Regions from separate parts of the Homo sapiens genome. Here region 1 is linked to region 2. The links are chromatin loops, found by intact Hi-C in ENCODE. Cell type or tissue: gastrocnemius medialis. All regions are shown on one strand.

The links. A loop is a pair of places that touch in the nucleus more often than their neighbours do. Peaks named below come from ENCODE experiments on the same cell type or tissue, not always from the same donor. Only the 100,000 strongest peaks of a DNase experiment are listed, where the experiment ranks them.
Region 1: it touches region 2 in a loop (10-fold over the local background); 25 of 110 quality-filtered maps call a loop at or near these places.

The regions. Positions count from the first base shown.
Region 1 is chr12:113,909,007-113,917,006 of GRCh38, forward strand. It overlaps RBM19 (RNA binding motif protein 19), which reads right to left. Exons shown (of 24, transcript NM_016196.4): 21 at 5,963-6,079. Among named protein-coding and RNA genes, the nearest start is that of RBM19, 53 kb to the right of the region's middle. RefSeq lists an enhancer at 1,398-1,898. In gastrocnemius medialis, a CTCF peak has its summit at 3,885 (motif pointing left); a DNase peak (open chromatin) is centred at 3,881.
Region 2 is chr12:113,309,040-113,317,039 of GRCh38, forward strand. It overlaps SLC8B1 (solute carrier family 8 member B1), which reads right to left. Exons shown (of 16, transcript NM_001358345.2): 9 at 7,903-7,962; 10 at 7,487-7,617; 11 at 6,296-6,437; 12 at 1,195-1,316. Among named protein-coding and RNA genes, the nearest start is that of MIR6762, 22 kb to the left of the region's middle. In gastrocnemius medialis, a CTCF peak has its summit at 3,651 (motif pointing right); no DNase peak of the experiment used is centred here; H3K27ac peaks cover 513 bases.

The DNA of each region.
Region 1 (8,000 bases), 600 kb after region 2:
GCAGCTGGGGTGCAATGGTAACGGGACTGCAGGACCGCAGGACAGGCTGAGCTACCCTGGACAGGGGTCAGGAGTTAGTCAGTGGAAGAGTGTGCTGGCGTGTGCTGAAGGCCTCATTTTATTCTATTTTTTTAGAGAGAAGGTCTCACTCTGTTGCACAGGCTGGGGTGCAGTGGCCTGATTATAGCTCACTGCAAACTCAGACTCCCAGACTCAAACAATTTTCCTGCCTCAGCCTCCTGAGTAACTGGGACTATAGGAGTGCCACACAGTTCAGCTAATTTTTGTATTTGTTGTAGAGATGGGGTCTTGCTATGTTGTCCAGCATAGTCTCGAACTCCTAGCTTCAAAGGATCCTCCTGCTTTGGCCTCCCAAAGTGCGGGAACAGACTTTTAGCATTTGCTACCCTGGTGATGGCCATGCGGGCGATTTTCTCTCAGGGGCCAAGCTCAAGGAAAAGCTAATTGCCCAAAGCCCCAACCAAGAAGGTAACTCTCTCACAAATGTCCACCTGACTCCAATGGCTGGAAGGCAACGTGAACCACCTGTCGGTAAAAAGGAAGGGAGGGAGCGGTGAAGGAAGAAAGCGAAATCGGGTCTTGACTGTGAACCTGTGGATGTCAGCTTCCCACAGAGAAGACAGCGGAAGCTCACAGGTGGAAAGTGAGCCGGGGGACTCTGGAGTACTGTGTATATGGACAGGCTAAGCGTGAGCCACCCAAGCCTTCCTTCTCACCTCCAGACCCACTTGACTGTCTTCCTAAACCTAACCCCAAACAGTGTTCCTGACGTGGCAGACCACCAGAAGGAAACACAGTAATAACAGCTACGCTGGCTGGGAGCTTTTCATGAGCCCGGCACTACGCTAGGCGTCTCACATACTTGACTCATCTTTTATCACCCAGCTGTCAGGCAGGGCTTTTCATCCCCATTTTACAGATGAGGAAAACTGAGGCCCGGAGAGCTAACATGACATAGCATAGGAAGGGAGAGAAGTGCATTGAATCCACAGATTTATCACCAGAACTGACTCTTCACCATGACTTGACCTGGCCTGGACTTCAGAGCTGCCTAGACATTCCCACGCCATCCTCAGAGAGGCAGGTCTGAAACGCGCTCCTTAGCAGTTTCCACAGAGGGCCTTAGTGATGATCATGACAGTGACAGACATGCTCCCATAAACACCTCCCTCCTTTAGTCAGCCTGTCCACCCACCCTCTCCCTGAGCCTTTCACCGCCTGGGCAGGGAGGCAGGGGAGGCAGACACACTCTTCATTCCCACCCTGCAGGCGAGCAAACTAAGCCTGGCCAATGGCCACTACACCCAGGCTCCAAACTTCCCGATTCTTCTACTGGTTCACAGGCAGAACTGGCTATATAGTTGGCAGGGCCTGGCGCAAAAGAAAAATCCAGGACCCCTTGTTCACACATTACTAAGAATTTCAAGATGGTGACAGCAGTGCATTTAACCAAGTGTGAGGCCAATCCTGTTTGCAGAACCTCCTTCCTGGAAGATGGGGGGTACTGCCTGCCAGAACCCAGGTGGCTCAAACAAGGCTGCCCCATGGACTATGACAGAAATGGGCAAGCCGAGGGTCCATCTAGGAATAGCACCGTTACTGTCTGTACCCTAGTTTCTTCATATAGAAGGCAGGTTTAACAACAGTCTTACCATGTTGGGCTGCTGTGTGGACGAACTGATACAAAGACTGCGTGGCACGTGGTTCACCCCATGTCCCATGCCTCCCCGATGCCTGTATTAGCCAGCTCTGTTTTTAACACCACTTCCAGCTTTTGAAATGGGGGTGGAAATAAGACCCTCTCCACCAAACGCTTGAGCTCTGCATACAGCTGCTGTGTATCAGCAGGAGAGCCCCAAGTGTAAGCTTCATTTGCATGTATACACTCAGGCCCGATCCAGGCCCTGAACTGCCTCTCTGCCCTGGGCACTTCCTGGTGGAGACAGGGAAAGAGGAAAATAAACAACATGGCAAAACACACATGTGCAACATACCTACTCCAGAGCAAACCCAGATGGGGTGGCGGTGGGGGGGGTGGGAAGCCCAGTCTCCACTTCCTTCCTTCCTTCTTTTAGATCCATACTAACCTAAGACTCTGGGCACCTGCCGGGTGAGCTGACCACTGGCCATTTCCGTCCTTGTTTGAGTGGTGGGGTGAGAAGTTTGTGTGTACATGCATACTTGCACAGTCTGGGACACCCCTATTTGTGTGTCTTCCACATTTCCTTTTGGGGGATAAAGGGGAGCTGGCTCAGCCTGTCCCTCAAGGTCCTTCCTGACTCTCTACCCCAGAACACAGACGAATGGGGCAGAAATAGAGGATTACAGGATTACAGCCTTCCTTTACAGAAGAAAAAACAAAAACAAAACAAACAAACAAAAAAACCAGGAAAACGCTGCCCAGGACCTTCAAGGCTTCAGCACTGCCGTTGTGGACCTGGGTTCTGTCTATAAACTCAGATTCAAACCCTGGGTTCAAATCCTGGCTCCACTGGTTTGGTGCTGTTGAACACCACAGTCAACATTTATTAACTACCTGTTACTCTGCCAGGGGCTGGATTAAGTGCCTCATTTGTACAATCTCATTTAATCCTTATAGTCCTTGAGGCCGATGAGCAGCGTGGTGGCCTGAGGCATCTGATGACCCAGTGGGTGGAATTTGGGCTCTGGAGCTGGTTTCTTCACTGAGAAACAGAGACATGAAACTACTTTACCGGGCCACGGTGATGAATGGGCCCCCAGAAACATGAGGCACTGCAGCGCACGGGGCCGGGGACATGAGAAAGAAATCAACACTCACACGTATTACCACAGCATCATCACAAATTAGTGTATGTTATCACTAGTGTTACTACCACTAGTTTATGCCAGGGGAAACTGAAGTCCGAAAAGAGAGCCACAGAGAAGACGAGAATCGCTGTCTGCAAATCCACTGCTGTGCCTCTCTCTGAGTTTCCAAAAGCATAATCCTTGAGTCACCCTAGACAGTGATCCCACAGAAACATGGAAATGCAGTGCCTCCTGATGCCTGTCTGGTTTAACCCAAGGCTGGTTAGTTAAGGGGCTGGAGTGTGGTGCACTGAGGCCCGAGTGGAAGGCTGGTGGCCTCCGGGAAGGGCCCCAGGCACTGCTGCCTCGGGCTAGGAGGCTGCCTTCTCTCCCCTCCAGCAGGCGGGGTAGCTTGAGGCCCTGCCCAGAGAATGCTCTCCGGAGCCCTGCACTCTCACCTGCACACCTGTCCCACTGGCTGTCCCTGTCAGTTTCCTCTCTGGTCCCCCACAGAGAGACCTGAGTCTCTCCTGAAATGGCTACATGCCTCGTGCCTAGCACAGTGCCTGGTATAAATGACACACTCGCTGTCATTTGGTCCCACTGGAATGATCTGGAGGAAGACAGTTCCTTCTAGACCCAAGAAAACAGGCAGCAGAGAGGAGTGGCTCCAAGCCGGGGCTCTGGGTTAGGCTGACTTAGATCCAAATCCCCATTCAGCGGCATGGTCCCAGGCAGGACACTCCATCTCCCTAGTTTCCATCTCCAGTTTCTGTCTGGGTGCAAAAGGAATGACAGCATCCATCCCTCGCAGGGCTGCTGTGCGGCTTAAAAGAGGTGATTCTGCACGGGAAGGCATTCAAGCTCAGAGCCCCGCACACAGCAAGCGTGTAATAAAAGGGAGTTGTGATTTTTACTACACCTGGTAGGAGAAACCCATAGAACCTGCCTGCCCAAATGGACCAGCTTGGTTCCCCGAAACCCTGAAACCTCCCCCTGGCTAATGACCTTTACCGGCCAGTGGCTTTGTCTGAAATCCTGTCTGGGGCTTCCCTGGACAATCTTGAAGTCCCTGAGAAGGCTCACAGCGACCCCTGCTGTCTGCAACGAGGAACTGCCTTACATCCCCAGCCGGAGTGAACAACAATAGCAGGTACGGCCCTCCAAGAAGGTCTTACGTTTCCAGGGTTTTAAGAAAACTCTCATCAGAACAATGGCAAGGAGAAGAGTCACCACATGTAATTATGTTCAGTGGACACTAATTCCCTGTCTTCTAAAAATAAATATAATACATGAGATCACACAAAGTGCTCTCTCTTCCCTTGTGGTCTTTTGTTTCCCCGGATAAGTGTCATCCTAAATATACTGCAGAACCAAGTGAAACTGTCATTTCAGCGGGATATTATTTCCCGATCAACATGCGCTCTTCTTAGCAAGCCCGTTTTAATCTGGCAGTTCTTAAGTTGGACTCCTTTTAAAAAGCAGAGCATGTTTAAACAAGCAGACATACCGAGAGGCTAAGGATATGTACCTTCCTGGAGGGACGACTGATCAGTCGAGGTTTAGGGAAATGGGAAACCTCCCCCCAGGTCATGACCCCATCTCGCCAGGCTATTCCTGCTGTGCAGGATACCCGGAGATCATAGCTAAGATCCTGCTTCCCAGATACTGGCAGGATTGGTCTCTGCCTCAGATCCCAGCTCACCACACACCACATCTGTTTATGAACTGAATACTAGTGTATGATTTAGAACAAACAGAGGGGAAAAGGAGGACAAAGATATCTGAAGTTCCCCACATGACTTCTTATTCTTCAAACTACAGAGTGAGAGCAAAGAAGGTAGATGCCACACAAAGATAATTGTTTCTCATCTCCAAAACACAAGGCTGATTTTGTAACCACAGATTACCTTGCAAGATGCTAACTGGCAACTCTAACAGAGGCTTCACTCTTGGACCCTTGTGCAAGTGTAGAATGAACGAACGAGACCTAGTGTCTAGAATCCTAAATGTTCACCCACGCGCAGGCCATGGTGCTGCAGGTCCCCCGAGCAGTCCTGGATCCCACCGAAGCCTCAACAATGTGTTTAGGTGAAGCTGACTTCATCTGCCTTTGCATTCTGAGAGCTAGATGGTCTCTCTATTACCCTGCCCATGCCTTGGGTGGGGGGGCCTTGGCTTCAAGCATTCCCCTTAGGCCCTGATATGAGGACGTTTCTTTCATTCATGGCTTGGTGCTGGGTGGTGCCTACCTAATCTGAAAAGCCAAACACTGTAACATGGCAGCGTAGGGATCACCAACTAGGGGCCCTGGGGCAGGCCAGACTTGTTTTGTTTTTAAAAAGTGAATTAGTTGCTGATGAATTCTCCTTAAGAATCCACATGGCTGGTTTCTCTTTCAAAACATGGGAACTGGTCTTACGAAGCCTGAGTTCCTGCATGGCATCCCAGCTGGATGACCAGAGAGAGGCCCGCCTGCTGCTCAGTCCCCACCCAGCCTGCTGCCGTTACCGGCTGGGTCCCTGCGACAGCTGCATTTTCCACCCCTGTGCAAGCAGGTGCTGACGGACTGCTTTATGTGTGCAGGTAATTCGCCTTCATTTCCATAGAGTCATTTAGGCCACTGGTCCCCAACCCCGGCTGGACATTAGGATCCCCTGGGGAGCTTTTAGCAAAACACCGATGTCTAGACCCCACTGTTGAAAAATGGAATCCAACTCTCTGGGGGTGCAGCCTCGGGAAAGGTGTATTTTAGCCATTGCCAGGTGGCTGGAATGTGTGGCTAAGGTGGAAAACCAGCACCTTAAACCAAAGGGGTAGCCTGGATGGAGGAAATTTCAAGCAGATCATGGGTAGGGCTGGGTTTTAGCCACTGGGGCCCCTGCCCCTCTTGCACGTTGTGGATGGGGACAGGGAAGCCTGCCTGCCCTTTCTCCATCTGCCTCGGAGAGGGGGAAGCCTGGCTGTTTTGACTTTTTTCCTGCACAGTGCTCTGGGGAGCCACATCTGAGATTAAGGGAGATAAATCAAAAGCAGCCAAAAGATGACCTTTGAAAGACCACTGTGCCGGCCTGCAACGGAACCATCCAGGACCCAAAGGCCATCTTCCCTGAGACTCGGGCAGGCTCCCCGCCCACACGCCAGTCCCCTGGACTAAACCTGAAGTTCTCACCTGAAGAGCTCTCGGATCTCCCGGCTGTGGGCCTGGAAGGGGATGTTCCGCACCAGGATCTTGGAGGTGGTCTGCTTTCTGGGAACTTGTTTCTTCCGAGCCAATGTCACGGCTGGCCTGGAGTGGTGGGGGGAGAGGGTCCAAGTTATTCGGAGCTTCAGCAGCTCCTGCCCAACATTGACTCCACTACGCCTCCATCAGAATATTCAGGTGATGGATTCAAGGAGTGTGCGTGGGGTGCGGGACCAACGTGAAAGGAGAGGAAGGCCGTCTCCCACCAGGTGATAGGACCCAAAACAGCTGCAGACGTCAGGGGGACACATCCGTGCTTGGGTGGCTGCTGACCTTCATTTGAGAGACTCCGGGGCCACCAGGGACTTAAGGAGCCCCGCTAAGGGTGGGGCTGGTTTCTCACCAAACCCAATCTCCATTGTGTCTTTCTCTCCAGTTGCAAAGAAAGACCCCAGTTGGTTTCCAAAGGTCTTGTGACACTTCATCAATAACCCGAGGAGGAACATGCGGGGGCCTAACCATGCAGATGGACCAGGTGGCGAGCAAGGACACTCTCAGCCCAGGTTCAAGGCCATCCCCAATGCAGTGCTACCTGGCCTGTCTCCCTGCTCTCCCAGGGAAACCTCCCACTCCACCAAAACAGGGTAGGGAAGTGAGCAAGGCTGGGAGTTAACAAGCTGGGTGTGAATGCCAAATCCGACACTTAGGATCTCTGCGATCTTGGGCAAGTAACATGGCCGCTCTGGGCCTCCATTTCTTCCACTGTAGAATGGGTGTAATGATAGGCCCACCTAATTTGATTGTTTGAAGATTTAATAAGCAGACTCAGCACTGGACCCAGAATGTGGTAAACATTCAATAAACAGCAGCTGTTATGATAATGACCATGTTAGGACTTACCTCCTTCAGGCCTGCTCCACGTCACCTCCTCACAGGCCTTCCCTGTCTCCATTAAAATGGCAGCCCCCTCACCCACAGCCCCCAGCTTCATTTCTCTTCCTGGCACTGATCCCTGTGCTAGTACATTATACATTTAATCATGTTTCTTTTCTTTTTTTTGTCTTGTCATTCTGGGGCTATGCTGTCTCATATGGCAGCCACCAGCCACATGTGGCTAGTTGAATCTAAATTAAAATGAAGCAAAACTAGGCTGGGCATGGTGGCTCACACCTGTAATCCCAACACTTTGGGAGGCTTAGGTGGATCACCTGAGGTCAGGAGTTCAAGACCAGCCTGGCCAACATAGTGAAACCCTGTCTCTACTGAAAATACAAAAATTAGCCAGGTGTGGTGGCAGGCGCCTGTAATCCCAGTTACTTGGGAGGCTGAGGCACGAGAATTGCTTGAACCCAGGAGGCGGAGGTTGCAGTGAGCTAAGATCACACCACTGCAGTCCAGCCTGGGTGACAGGGTGAGACTCCGTCTCAAAAAAATAGAAGCAGCAAAACTACAAATTCACTTCCTCGGTTGCTGGGGTATCAGGCTCCAAGATGGTGCCCAGTGATTCCTGGCTCTTGGTGTTCATGCCCTGGGTAATCCCTTCCCATGCTGTATCAGGGCAGGTCTGGGTGACAAGCAGCATACAGCAGAGGGATGGTGTGTGAATTCTAAGACTAGGTTGTAGAAGACATTGTGGCCTCCTTCTTCCCCATTCTTGGATCACTCACTCTGGAGAGACCCGCTGCCATGCCATGGGGACACTCAAGCGGTCCCAGAAAGAGATCCCCAAGGTGAGGAACTGAGGACCCCTGCCAGCAGCCATGTGAGTGTATCATCTTAATGACAGATCTACCAGCCCCAGCTGAGCCTTCAGATGACTGCTGCCCTAGCCGACATCCTGACTGTAACCTCATGAGAGACCCTGAGCCAGAATTCCCAGCTAAGCTGCTCCTGAATTCCTGACCCATGAAACTATGAGATAATGTTTTCTTTTCAGCCTTTAAGTTCTGGGATACTTTGTGATGCAGCAATAGATAGCTAAAACAGTTGCACTTGCCATATCTCAAGAGCTAAATAGCCATGTGTG
Region 2 (8,000 bases):
AGACAGGGTTTCGACATGTTGGCCAGACTGGTCTCAAACTCCTGACCTCAGGTGATCCACCCGTCTCGGCCTCTCAAAGTGTTGGGATTACAGGCGTGAGCCACCACGCCCAGCCAAAATGAAAATATTAAGTAAACTTTTTTTTTTTTTTGAAACGGAGTCTCTGTCACCCAGGCTGAAGTGCCATGATGCGATCTCATCTCACTGCAACCTCTGCCTCCTGGGTTCAAGCAATTCTCCAGCCTCAGCCTCCCGAGTAGCTGAGATTACAGGTGCCCGCCACCACGCCCAGCTAATTTAAGTAAACTTTTAAGGAAAAAGTCTCTGGACAAACCCCTAAATATTCTTTAGAGTGCCTAGACTAGGGAAAATGGAAAAAGACACCCACAAAGGCCATCCCATTCTATCCCTGGAGTGTCTTTAGAAACCCAAGGCTGGGCACAGTGCCTCATGCCTGGAATCCTGGCACTTTGGGAAGCCGAGGCAGGAGGATTGCTTGAGGCCAGGAGTTTGAGAGTAGTCTGGGCAACATAGTGAGACCTCATCTTTACAAAAAACATACAAAAATTAGCTGGGCGTGGTGGCTTGCGCCTGTAGTCCCATCTACTTGGGGGGCTGAGGTGGGAGGATGGCTTCAGCCCAGGAGGTCGAGGCTGCAGTGAGCTATGACTGTACCACTGCACTCTAGCCTGGACAGCAGAGGGAGACCCTGTCTCAAAAAAAAGGAAATCACATATTGTAGGATTCTATTTATATAAAATGTCCATGATAGGCAAACCCATAGAGACGCGGAGTAGAGTCGTGGTTGCCAGGGGCTATGTGGGGGGTGGGGAAATGGGGAGTGACTTATGGGCATGAGGTCTCTTTTTGGGGTGATGAAATTCTCTAAAATTGATTGTGATGATTCCACAACTCTGTAACTATAATAAAAAACATTAAATTGTATACTTTAAATGGGTAAATTGTATGGTATGTGAATTACATCTCAACAAAATTAAGCTATTACCAAAAAAAAAAAGAAAAAAACCCTGTATAGATACAAACACTCTCAAAAGCAGCTTTAAAGTTCGGTTACCTGTCTTTGTGTGACTCCTGATCAAACTGGTCAAAGTGCCTCAGAGATGCAGACAGGACATCTGTGTGGGAGACATCAGCATCCCTCCCCCCCCATCTCGGAGAACCCGGGCTTCTTACCCAGTGAAGCCTGGGGGGCTGGCTGTCAGATGTGGCAAAAAAGGTCACTGAAGCCAAGGCTGTGCCTGCGATCACCACCACGACCCAGACGGGAACGAGGCCGCCTATCTCATAGACACCATCTGCAAAGGGAGAGAAAGGGAGCTGATACCTTCCCAGCACCTCAACACCCACTTACAATGGACTATTTGGATGTCAGGTAGACACTTCCTATCTGCCCAGCCCTGTCCTAGACACTTCATGGGGGCAGAAAAATTTAAAATGCAGCCCCTGCCCTCAAGTTAGTCACATTTGAAAGAAAAAGAGAGACACACAAAAAAGACTCTCTCCAGCCTGTTGCTGTGGAACTAGGATAGGAATGGCTATAACCACTAACACCACCACCCTCTTCCACCTTCATGGCAGACATCACTAATCAAGCACAATACTTCCATCCAACTGCATTTCCAGGCAGCTCCCTCCAGCCAGGCATTACCAGTAGATGGCATCGCTCCATGAGATGAACCTGACAGTCAAACCCAGCCTCTTCACTGAGAGGTACCCAAATAAGTCCACTCTCCATTAACAAATATGAAGGTTCCAGAGGCTTCATATTAAACACCAAAGGGAGACACCCTAAGGTGAGAACACTCTAGAATTCTCCACACATCACCCTTTTCACCACTAGGAGTTGGTACTGGTCTTAAAGACGATGAATAGTTCAAATGTTCATATACCTGCATCAAGACCCTTCTTTTGTTCTTTTTTTAGTCTAGCTCATGGCTCCCAAATGACAGGGGGCTTAAGAATTATGTGAGGAGGCCGGGTGTGGTGACTCATGCCTATAATGCCGGCACTTTGGGAGGCCACAGCGTGCAGATCGCTTGAGCCCAGGAGTTCGAAACCAGCCTGGGCAACATGGTGCAACCCCATCTCTACAAAAAATACAAAAATTAGGCCGGGCACGGTGGCTCACACCTGTAATCCCAGCACTTGGGGAAGCTGAGGCGGGTGGATCACCTGAGGTCTGGAGTTCGGGACAAACCTGGCCAAGGGGCGAAACCCCGTCTCTACTAAAAATATAAAAATTAGCCGGGGGTGGTGGCACACACCTGTAGTCCCAGCTACTCAGGAGGCTAAGGCAGGAGAATCACTTGAACTCAGGAGGTGGAGGTTGCAGTGAGCTGAGATCGCACCACTGCACTCCAGCTTAGGTGACAGAGCAAGACTCCATCTCAAAAAAAAAAACAAAAACAAATTAGCTGGGCGTGGTGGTGGGCACCTGTCGTCCCAGCTACTTGGGAGGCTGAAGTGGGAGGATCACTTGAGTCCCGGGAGGTGGCGGTTGCAGTGAACCTAAATTGCATCACTGTACTCCAGCCTGGGCAACAGAGTGAGATCTTGTCTCAAAAAAAAAAATTATGTGAGTGGGCTGAATACACAAAATTGTGTACACAATATGTTATGAGTGATTGTCAAGGGGGATTTTTTTTTTTTTTTTTTTTTTTTTAGACAGGGTCTCGATGTATCAACCAGGCTGGAGTGCACTGACACAATCACAGCTCACTGCAGCCTCAAACTCCTGGGCTCAAGCCATCCTCCCACCTCAGCTTCCTGAGTAGTTGGGACTGTAGGTGTGTGCCACTGTGCCCAGCTCCTGAGATAATTTTGCCAGCATGGGGTTTTTACCTACAGTGCCAGCTTTGGATCCAGACACCTGGGCTGGAAGTCCTTTCCATGTATTTGCCACTCCTGTGCTAGAGAAATTTTAGGAGGTGGCTGGGGCGTGAAGACACTGAGGATCTGAGCTGAGTGTTAAGCAGAGAGGGGTGCAAGGGCTCTGTGGGAAGAGGGGAGTTGGGTAAGATGGAATCAAGCAGATCAGGAATAGCACAGAAAAGGCTGTAGGAGGCAGTTGGCTCAGAGTCTCAGAGGCCTTGGCTGGGTGCGGTGGCTCACACCTATAATCCCAGCACTTTGGGAGGCTGAGGCAGGAGGATCGCCTGAGGTCAGGAGTTCAAGACCAGCCTGGCCAACATGGTGAAACCTCATCAGTACTAAAAATACAAAAATTAGCCAGGTGTGGTGGCACGCACCTGTAATCCCAGCTACTTGGGAGACTGAGGCAGGAGAATCATTTGAACCTGGGAGGCAGCGAGTACAGTGGGCCAAGATCACACCACTGAGCAATGACAGCCATGGACTTTTCCCAAGAAGTACTGGGGAGCCATGGAGGTCTTTGAGTGGGGGAGTGACCACAACATATGAAAAGCAGCACTTTATAAAGATGGCTCTTGGGGGACGCCTAGAGATGGGGGAGGCTGGAGGCTGCTGCTCGGGAGGCTCACCTTGAGTCACAGCACCCCTTCAGGCTGGGAGCCAGTCCAGGGGTTTTCTCTAGACAGTGCTCAGCCCAGACGGGGGTCAAGAGTGCTTTAGCCAGAACCAGTCTTTCCCCAGGGTGGACCTGCTACCACTAGGTGGTGTTAACGCCATGTGGTGAAGATACTACATGCTGCAGAACCGTGACTCAGGAAAGGGATTCCTTCTTCAGTTCTATCATTGTATCAAGGAGAAAGTTTCCATTTGGTGCTAATAGGACTTGAACATCTCAAATACCTGCTCTTCTCCCTAGTACAGGCTTCCAGCTCATGGGCTTGACTTAGGAGGACCGAGTAAGGTGGTTTACTTTTTTTTTTCTTTTCTATTTTGAGACAGAGTCTCACTCTGTCGCCCAGGCTGGAGTGCAGGGGTGCAATCTCGGCTCACTGCAGCCTCTGCCTCCTGGGTTCAAGTGATTCTCCTGTCTTACCCTCCCAAGTACCTGGGATTACAGACACCCATCACCATACCTGGCTAGTTTTTGTATTTTTAATAGAGACGAGGTTTCATTGTGTTGGCCAGGCTGATCTCGAACTCCTGACCTCAAGTGATCCTACTGCCTCAGCGTCCCAAAGTGCTGGGATTACAGGCGTGAGCCACCATCGCTGGTCGGTGGTTTACTTTTATTGTGTTTATTTTTGCAGTTACCTTAAATTTATTGGAAATGATGCAATTCTACTACAGTTTCCTATTGATGCAGGTGACACGGTTTCCTTTTCAACAAATTTGCCTTAAAAAAAAAAAAAAAGTCTGAAGCTGGGTACAGTAGTGCATGCCTGTAGTCCCAGCTACTCAATGGAGCCCAGAAGTTCAGGACCAGCCTGGACAATACAACGAGCTGATTTAAGAAAAATATCAAATGTGGCCAGGCGCAGTGGCTCATGCTTATAATCTCAGCACTCTGGGGGAGCCGAGGTGGGTGGATCACCTGAGGTCAAGAGTTTGAGACCAGCCTGGCCGACATAGTGAAACCCCGCCTCTACTAAAAATATAAAAATTGGCCGGGCATGGTGGCGGGTGCCTGTAGTCCCAACTACTCAGAAGGCTGAGGCAGGAGAATTGCTTACCCTAGAGGTGGAGGTTGCAGTGAGCCGAGATCGTGCCACTGCACTCCAGCGTGGGTGACAGAGTGAGAGTCTGTCTCAAGAAAAACAAAGAAAAATATCAAATGTAATAGTATAGAGTAAGAGCAAAATTGAGAAGATGGTCTGTGAATGACTGATGTGTGGGAATCACTCTTTTAAGAAGCCACAACAAATACAAAAATTAGCCAAGCATGGTGGCAGGTGCCTGTAATCCCAGCTACTCGGGAGGCTGAGGCAGGAGAATCACTTGAGCCCTGGAGGCAGAGGTTGCAGTGAGCTGAGATCATGCCACTGTACTCGGGTCTGGGTGACAGTCAGACTACGTCTCAAAATAAAATAAAATAAAAATAAATAAATAAATAAATAAAGATGCCACAACGCTTGTGAAAGCAAGTCCCTGGATTTGCCCTGGCCTGAAAGGCAAGGCTTCCCCGCTCCGTAGAGAATGGATGGAGAATGGAGGGCTGTGATGAACCAGACGGCCCTAGTGGGTGGCCCTTTTCAGCTCTGAGTCACTCTCTATCAATCATCTCTCCTCCTATCTCCTTCCCTCCATGTCTGCATCCTCCCACAAACCGGGGGAGAAATTCACAGGGAATGTGGCAAGGAGGCTGTTTCATCCCGATGGAGTTTCATCCCGACACTGTTACAGCACACAACACCATGCCCAGCCATGCATCTGCACCAGAGTCCTACCCCCACCTCCAGGCGAAGCCCCTGGGCTGAGGGGGAGGAGCCTAGATGATAGGAAACAGACAGCATGAGATACTAAAGTTAGACAACAGGAAGAAATCTGGGTAGCAGAAGTTAGAAGACGTTGGACAAGCCTGGGCGTTTCCTCAGCCAGAGCAGGACAAGAAAGAAAAGGACATTCTGGGGCAGATGGGGAAAATTCAAATGCCAGTGGGGACCAGCCAGGTCACATAAACGAGGGAAGGGGCACCCAACAGGCAATGGAGGGGACTGTGATGATTTAGGCCACAGGCACCCCATAGGGGGTGCCCCTTCTCTGCTCCAGCCAGTTTTGCCTTCAGGAATGTGGCCCAGATCTTGAGAAGCCAAAATCCAGATTTTAAGATAAAATCCCCCAATTTTTAAATGCAGGCAAACAAGCTAGAGGGCTGGATTTGGCCCTGGGGTCACCTGTTTTGCAGCCTCCATCTGGGGCCAGCAAGATTGGATCAACTGACTGCAGGAGGTCCCCTGGGTGAACTTCCAGGCTGGTGTCCCTTATGGCACAAGCGCATAGTAAGCGCCTGCTGTATATCCAGGTTTCTGCCTCTAGCCCAAACCTCCCTCACGTGGTTGAGAAGAAAACTCCACTGGCTGTGCACGGTGGCTCACGCCTGTAATCCCAGCACTTTGGAAGGCCAAGATGGGCGGATCACTTGAGGTCAGGAATTTAAGACCAGCCTGGCCAACATGGTGAAACCCCGTCTCTGTGAAAAATACAAAAATTAGCTGGGCGTGGTAGTGCACGCCTGTAATCCCAGCTGCCCAGGGGGCTTAGATGGGATGATTGCTTGAACCCGAGAGGTGGAGGGAGGTTGCAGTGAGCTGAGATCGTGCCACTGTACTCCAGCCTGGGTGGAAGAAAACTCCAGAACGTGGGAAGGAGTAGGAAGGTGGGTTGGCCCGGGGTAGGGGATACTCACAGGTCCCCGACTGCAGGGTCAGGACCACAACCAGGGGGCTGATAACCAGATGCAGACAGTTGAGGGGCCGTTTCCAGTTCTGGTCATCCTTGTCCGGGTCCACGACGGGGACTGTGAGGAGCAGCAGGAACTCCACAGGCAGCTGTCAAGGGGGCAAAAGTGGGAGGGTGTCGGCAGGGAAGTCTGAATCCCAGCCGGCCACAGATGGACTTCAGTGACTCAAGAGCTCGGCCGTTCATTGCTGAAGCACTGACTGTGTGCGGGTTCCAGGCTAAGTGCCTGGTTGCCTCTGGCTACTGGGACAAATGACCACAAACAGTGACTGTCAATAGCACAGATGTATTCTTGGACAGTTCTGGAGGGCAGAAGTCCTGAAGTCAAGTTGTCAGCAGGGTTGTTCCTTCTGGAAGCTCTAGGGGAGACTGAGGGTCCTTCCAGCTTCCAGGAGCCACCTGCCTTCCAGGCCCCACATCATTCCACCCTGTGCTCCTGTCGCCACTTCTCAGTCTCTGACTCTGACCCTCCTGCCTCCCTCTTTCCTTGTGCCAACCCCTGTGATGACACTGGGCCCACTGGATAAGCCAGGCTCATCTCAGATCTTTAATGATGGCTGGATGCGGTGGCTCACGCCTGTAATCCCAGCACTTTAGGAGGCCGAGGCGGGCGGATCACGAGGTCAGGAGATTGAGACCATCCTGGCTAACACGGTGAAACCCCGTCTCTACTAAAAATACAAAAAATTAGCCAGGCGTGGTGGCGGGCGCCTATAGTCCCAGCTACTCAGGAGGCTGAGGCAGGAGAATGGCGTGAACCCGGGAGGTGGAGCTTGCAGTGAGCCGAGACCGCGCCACTGCACACTCCAGCCTGGGCAATAGAGCGAAACTCTGTCTCAAAAAAAAAAAAAAGATCTTTAATCACATCTGCAAAGGCCCTTCTACCATAAAGGTAACATACTCCCAGGTTCCAGGGGTTAGGATATGGATGTCTTTAGGGGCCACTAGAGGGCAGAGCCCCAGGTCAAGCCATCAGCCAAGCTCCACGCCTCAGTTTCCCCATCAAATCACAAGTCATGTATTCTGAGAGGGTCTCAGTGGACCCCAGGCCCTCCCCCTCGTAGAGCTGGAGAGGGTAGCGTGGCCACTGTCTTGCTGCTGTCAGAAGGCTGTGAGCCTGGCTCCAGGACCCTCCTACCTTGAACACCTTGAGGGCTTTCCAGTATGCTGATTTCCTTCTCCACTTCATGTAATCCAGGGGATTGAGGGCCCGGACCAGGATCTGAGCCGTGGTCTCCTGGTAGAAGAACAGCGGCCGGTACTCATCACCTGTGTGCAGGGGTCGGGTGGTGAGGTGTGCCTGCGGCTGACTTGCTCTCCAGGAAACCTTCCCCGCTCCATCCCACCAGTCCTCCCAGCCCTAAAGGAGGAGACAAAGCCCAGTACTCGGCAGAGGGCAGACAACCCTGGCCCTTGGCTCACCTGAGCTGCAGTGAGAGGTGGGGCCGATTTGGAGCCTCATTCCTGGAGCCCAGGTCTTGGAGGGCCCCATCTTTCCACCCCCAGCCTTTCCCTGTTACCGCCACCCTGGCTGGGCACAGGGCACGGACTCACCGTAGTCATAGCTGTTGGTATTAGAAGATACCCGGTCCTCCTCGGAGTCTGAGAGGATCTCTGCAGGAGAGAGGCCCAGTTACATACAGAACCCAGAC